Linked DNA regions of Mus musculus: region 1 is linked to region 2. The links are chromatin loops, found by intact Hi-C in ENCODE. Cell type or tissue: heart. All regions are shown on one strand. Links, peaks and the distances in the headings refer to the core of each region. The heading gives the core; the rest is flanking DNA. Region 1 holds the start of Zfp746 (zinc finger protein 746). Region 2 holds the start of n-TCgca57 (a tRNA gene).

Region 1 (2,909 bases), core at 155-2,654, 110 kb before region 2:
TACACATATTTGCATACATATGTGTGCATATACATAATCAAAAATAAAAGTAAATCATAAAATAAATAACGAATGGCAACAACAAAAAGATCTCAGGCACTGGTCTTGCAGGCTCCTGCTAGGGGGTGGCATGGAAGGCAATTCTGAATGGCAATACATCTTCTTTGCCACACGGGGCTCCACACTAGGCTTCTGGAGAAATTTTACATTTTGACTTTTTTCTTCCTTTCCTTGTTATTAAAAAACAAAAATATGAATTGAAAAAAATTAGGGGTCTGGGGTCTACTGGCACTACGTTAATGGACATGCTTCCAAACCTACCTAAACTTTGTTAGACATAACCTTTTATATGAACACTGTATGAACATGAATAATACACATGATAACACACATCTTGTTATACATTTGTTACGCATTTTAACGCCAAAATGAAGTAGTTCCGGACTACTCTCGTTCAACATCTTTCCACGCTTACCTGATATATCACAAGAGGGCGTTGGATCTGCGGTAACTACAGCTTGTGGTGAGATGCTGGGAACTGAAACCCAGCCCTCTGCAAGAACAGCAAGTACTTTTAGCCGTTGAACTGTATCTCCAACTGCATTCAAAAAGATTTTAAACGATGGCATTTTAACCCATTTTTCATGTCATTAAAATGTTTATTATAGTATACATACTATAGAAACCCCACATTTTTTGTGTCATTAAAATGTTTATTATAACACACATACATAATCCTACAGAGAACCTACTGTGACTTATCAAGCCATATTTCTATTGTTGGAAGCATTCATTCCATTTCAAGGCAAAAATAGGCGTGCTACAGCTGGACAGCTGCGGAAGTGACCGTGCCGGGGTGCGCACTGCCTGCCGAGGCCGTACCCCCAAGTTTTATACCGCCAAACCAGGTGGCACATCGCTGGTGAGCACTGGCGCCGCGGGGGGCGTGGCGATATGCGGGGGCGTGGTCGGAGGTCGGGCCGAGGCGGGGCCTCGTGAGGAGGGCGGGGCCAAGCGCGGCGGCAAGCGGGTGCCGGCGCTGCCGTTCGCCGCTCGAGCTGCAGGTGGAGCTGTGCCGCCGCGCTGCCTCCAGGAAGCCTCACGGGCCTTCGTCGGCCTGGCCGCGGCACCGGCTCCCAGGATGCAGTGTGGAGCGGCCGGGCGCTGACGGCGGCGGTGCGGCTGCGGGCGGAGCGGCAGCAGGCCGGCCTGCGAGGAGCGCGGCGGGGAAGGTAGCGGCAGGCCCGGGCGGCGCTGCCGGCGGAGAGGACCCGGCAGCCGGGCCTGCGTGGGGCCGCGCGCCGCGGCGTCGACTTCCTTCGCGCCGAGCAGGACAGCGCAGGGCCATGGCCGAGGCGGCCGCGGCTCCGGTAAGGGCGGCCCGCGCGCTTGGCCTGCGCGGCCTCGGGCCCCGGAAGGCCGGGGCCCAGCACACTGTGCCGCAGGCCCCAGGAGGGCTTCCGGGCCAGACCGGGCCTGCGGGTCCTGTGGCTGCGGCGGGCGGCCGCGAGGTCCTCCGGGGCCTACCGGACCGGGTGGAGCCGAGCGCAGGGAACGGCCGTCCGCGCCCGGGAGGCCGACCTGCGCCAAGTTCCCGGTCTGCGCGTCCCCGGGCCGGGCTCCTTCCTCAGCGCCGGGCCGGTGCTTCCCTCTCCCAGCTCCCCCCAGCGGCCTGGTGGCACCTGGGAGGTGTCCGACGTCGATTCTGTAGACAGTGAGCACCCACTATGTGCCCAACCCTCCTCAGGCGGCACGCGAGGACTGCTCGTATTTGTCCAGCCAGGCTGGCGCTGCACTCAGCCCGGTTTAGGCATGATTTTGTCTGCACTGCAAACCTGTGGGGTAGTAACTATTATAGTTATTATTTCATACAAAAGAAAAGCTGAAGGCCCAACGAAGTTAACTTGCCAAGAATCTCAGCGAGAAAAGTGTGGGAAGACAGTGCTCTCACAGTTCAATGTCTGTAATAAGGAAAGCAGTCCAGGTACACGAGTAGCCTTATGGTCGAACAGAAAGAGGTCGTAGCCAACCTGGTGGAGGTTCGAATGCAGGTGCTTAGCAGACTCTGGTGCTCCTCCCGCCCAGCCAGGTAATCTGTGCTTCTGTGAGTTGAGTTAGCTAGGGTTTCTAGGGCTTGGGCAAAGAGAGGCAAGGGCCAGACACAGGACAGTGCAAAACTGGTCCACAAGCCTGGAGATATGGTTTTGGATATGAGGCTGCAGAAATGGAAGGGGCTGGGAAGGCCTGGGCTTCGTCATATGGGTAGGAAAGAGTTGAAGGAATTGGCATCAGTGACTCCGGTCTCAGAGTACTGGCTTCCCTAGCTGTTTGGCAATTGACTATCCCACCTTCGCTTTAAGTTAGCAAGGTGCTAGGCTTCAGTAGAGCACAACCCCTACTTCCAACTACACAGGTCAAAGACCATGGACCCCATTTAAAAAAAAAAATTAAACAAGAATGACATCAACAAGATAGATGTTTGTGCAAATGTCTTTGTGTAACACACAGATTGCAGCAGAGAGAATGGGTGGCAAAGTACAAGGATACGTCTGAAATAGACTCTAGTCTGGGGCAATCCCAGTCAGGGCTGGTCCTGAGGAGTAAGGGACCAGAAGTGTCCTCCACAGCACTTGCTCCCTCTAACAGTTCTGCCAGTCAGAACCCATCTGAGACCCACTGAACGTCCCCAGTCAGAGCCAGTGTCCTTCCTTCTGTACAGCCTGAGGAACTCTTGAGCACCACCCAGGCAAGCTTTTCTGCCTCTGGTCAAGCTCTCATGTCCCCATTTTCTCATGTCTTCCCATTTTCTGGTTCTCAGCAACTCAGATGAGTCCACACTAGTTTCTAGAACTTGGTTTTTTTGGTTTTTTGTTTTGTTTTGTTTTTGTTGTTGTTTGTTTGTTTGTTTG
Region 2 (2,909 bases), core at 94-2,593:
GTGAGCCACCATGTGGTTGCTGGGATTTGAACTCAGGACCTTTGGAAAGCCTGCCCCCCCCCTTTTTTTAAATCCTTAATGTGGTGCAGAGGTTTGAACTAAGTACTTATAGCGCTTTACCAACTGGGCAGTCTTCCTAGCACCCACACTTGTCATTATGTCATTAAATTGTCTTCACTTAGCATAGTGCCCTTGCTGTGGCATACATTTGAATGTCCTCCTTTATGTTGTTGTTTTGAACAGGGTCTTGCTGTGTATCCCTGACTGGCCTAGTTGATCAGGTTGGCTTTGGTGTGTACTACAATGTGTCTTCATTGGGTTTCTATAGCTGTGATGAAACACCGATAAAAAGTAACTTGAGGAAGAAGGGGTTTATTTCACTCGCACTTCCACATTTCATTCATCATCAATAACAGTAGGGAAGTCAACTCAAACAGGGCTGGAACCTAGAGGCAAGAGTTGATGCAGAGGCCATCAAGGAGTGCTGCTTACTAACCAGTTTACAGTTTACAGTTTTAGAGGGTTACAGTCCCTGATCGTCATGATGGGGAACATAGCAGCAGGCTGGCAGGCATGATGCTGGAGCAGTAGCTAAGAGCTTACGTGTGCGCGTGCGTGTTTGAGACAGGGTTTCTCTTTGTAGCTTTTGCTGTCCTTGAACTCTCTATGTAGTCCAGGATGGCCTGGAACTCTGAACTTGCAGAAATTTGCCTGCTTTAACCACTGTTGGGATTAAAGGCACACTAAGAGCTTACATATTATTCAAAAGTTGAAGGCAGTGAAAGAGACTGGGCCTGGCATGAGCTTTTAAAACCTTGAAGCCTTTCCCCTCTCCCTCCCACCCTCTCAGTGATACACCTCTTTCAACAAAGCCACACCTCCTAATCCTTCACAAACAGTTCCACCAAACTGGGAACCAAGCATTCAAATTTTTGAGCTTATGGGGGCTATTCTCATACAAACCACCACCCCTCAGTGCCTTCTTTAAAAAACAAAAAAAAACTTGAATTAAATTTTTGTCATATATGTACACTACATTTTGCTTGCCCATTATCACTGCTGCCCATGTTGCTTTTGTATTCCTGCTACTGTGAATAAACACCACAGTAAACCTATGCTGGGTTTCTTGTCCTTCACCTCAATTGTGCTCTCTTACCAAACCCCAAGGCCAAGGGGTCTTTGAGCTTAAGCCCAGTGTGTAGATCAACAAGGAGAAACTATTTTGGTCGATGCTTTTGTCAGCTGTGGGGGAAAAGAAAAAGCTCAAAGGAAATGAGACTAAGCCCTGCGCAAGGGAAGTGAAATGTCAATGAGCCAGGTCATCTGTGTAGCTATGCTTCCAAGCAAATACTCTATCAGTGGTTTTGTTTTCCCAGTTTCAGCTTGCTCTCTCTCTCCCTCTGGTGGACACCTACTACCGATTCTGATTTCTTCACCTCTTAAGAAATATCTTAGGAAATGTCCTTCTTTTTCCACATCATTATTTTTTTCTCCTAAATGGTACTTACCACACACTCAAAAGAGTGCCCCTCGACTATGGGCCTGTAAGGGGGCACCCGGATTTGAACCGGGGACCTCTTGATCTGCAGTCAAATGCTCTACCACTGAGCTATACCCCCTGCTGGCAGAAAGAGCCTCTCTGAACCAATTTACCTTCTCTTTGCTGTTATGGCCACACTAGCTGCGAATGATTCACATTAAATTTTAATAGATACAAAATAAAAGGAATTTACTGGGCCACAACAGTGGAACTATCAGAGAAGCCAATGAATATCAGGAATTCAAACACTAGAACTCTATCTCTTTAGCTTTGCTTCCCTGCCTTTTTTTGTTTGTTTGTTTGGTTTGGTTTGGGTTTGTTTTTTTTTGTTGTTGTTGTTGTTGTTTTTTGGTTTTTTTTTTTGGAGTTTGTTTGTTTTGTTTTGTTTTTTATGGCAGGGTGAGATATTGAGACAGGGTCCTACTATACAGCCCAGGTTGGACTTAACTGTTTTCCTCCTGCTGCCTGAGTGCTGGGGTTATAGGAATATGCCACTGAACCCAGCTTTGGTTCCTTAGTAAGTCAGCTTCAATGTTTCACAGGCGTCTCTCCATGCGGTAAATAACCTGTAAGCTCACACCTCATACTTAAATCTCCAGAAATGAGGCTTGTACCTGACTTTGGTTGGTCTGGTGTGGTTTCTGCTCCTATCCATGCTGCACAAATGCAGGCACGGGACACAAAAGTGGCGTGAAAGGCCTTGGGTTTCAATCACAGTGATAAAATACTATAACCAAAAGCAGCTTGGAGAAGAAACCTTGGCTTCTCTGTCCCAATCACAGCCCGTCGTTCGAGGGAAGTCATCGCGTGAACAGGTAGGGACAGAAACATGGTGGCAGGAACTGGAGCAGAGAGGGGCAATGCGGCTCACTGCCTTGCTCGGTTTCCTTTCTTTTACAGCCCAGTACCACCTCCCCAGGGATGGCACTACCCACATCAATCGTTAATTAAGAAAATGTTCCAGAGACTTGCCTACAGGGCAATCTGATGGAGGCAGTTCTCAGCTGAGATTCCTTCTTCCCTAGTACATTGTCAAGTTGACAAAAAACTAGCCTGGACACAGTTGCACTTAGAATATGAGTTCACGGAGTGAAGAGAAGTCAGGGGTAGCTAAAATGAGACTAGAGCAGGCCATCCCAAAAACTCACTTGAGATTACTACGTTAAAGAAGACTAAACACTTCTTCAGGAAAACACCAAATGTCGAATGACACCGATGCAGCGGGAGGGTCCGGAGGACCCGGGGGCCCAGGATTAGGAGTCCATCGCCGGCTTCTGCAGAGGATTCCGCAGCGGTCTTGGGGCCGCGGTCGTGGTCTAGGCCGTGGCCGTGGTCGAGGCCGCGGGGCTCGTGGAGGTAAAGCTGAAGA

What was found. A loop is a pair of places that touch in the nucleus more often than their neighbours do. Peaks named below come from ENCODE experiments on the same cell type or tissue, not always from the same donor. Only the 100,000 strongest peaks of a DNase experiment are listed, where the experiment ranks them.
Region 1: it touches region 2 in a loop (2.4-fold over the local background); 3 of 42 quality-filtered maps call a loop at or near these places.

Annotation. Positions count from the first base shown.
Region 1 is chr6:48,084,776-48,087,684 of GRCm38, reverse strand. It overlaps Zfp746 (zinc finger protein 746), which reads left to right and starts at 1,092. Exons shown (of 7, transcript NM_001163475.1): 1 at 1,092-1,370. The coding sequence starts at 1,347. In heart, for the core only: CTCF peaks have their summits at 179, 1,045 and 1,689; DNase peaks (open chromatin) are centred at 1,014 and 1,604; H3K4me3 peaks cover 1,963 bases; H3K27ac peaks cover 1,420 bases.
Region 2 is chr6:47,977,707-47,980,615 of GRCm38, reverse strand. It overlaps n-TCgca57 (a tRNA gene), which reads right to left and starts at 1,619; the gene lies at 1,548-1,619. It also overlaps the pseudogene Gm6443. In heart, for the core only: a CTCF peak has its summit at 1,411 (motif pointing left); a DNase peak (open chromatin) is centred at 1,565; H3K27me3 peaks cover 1,438 bases.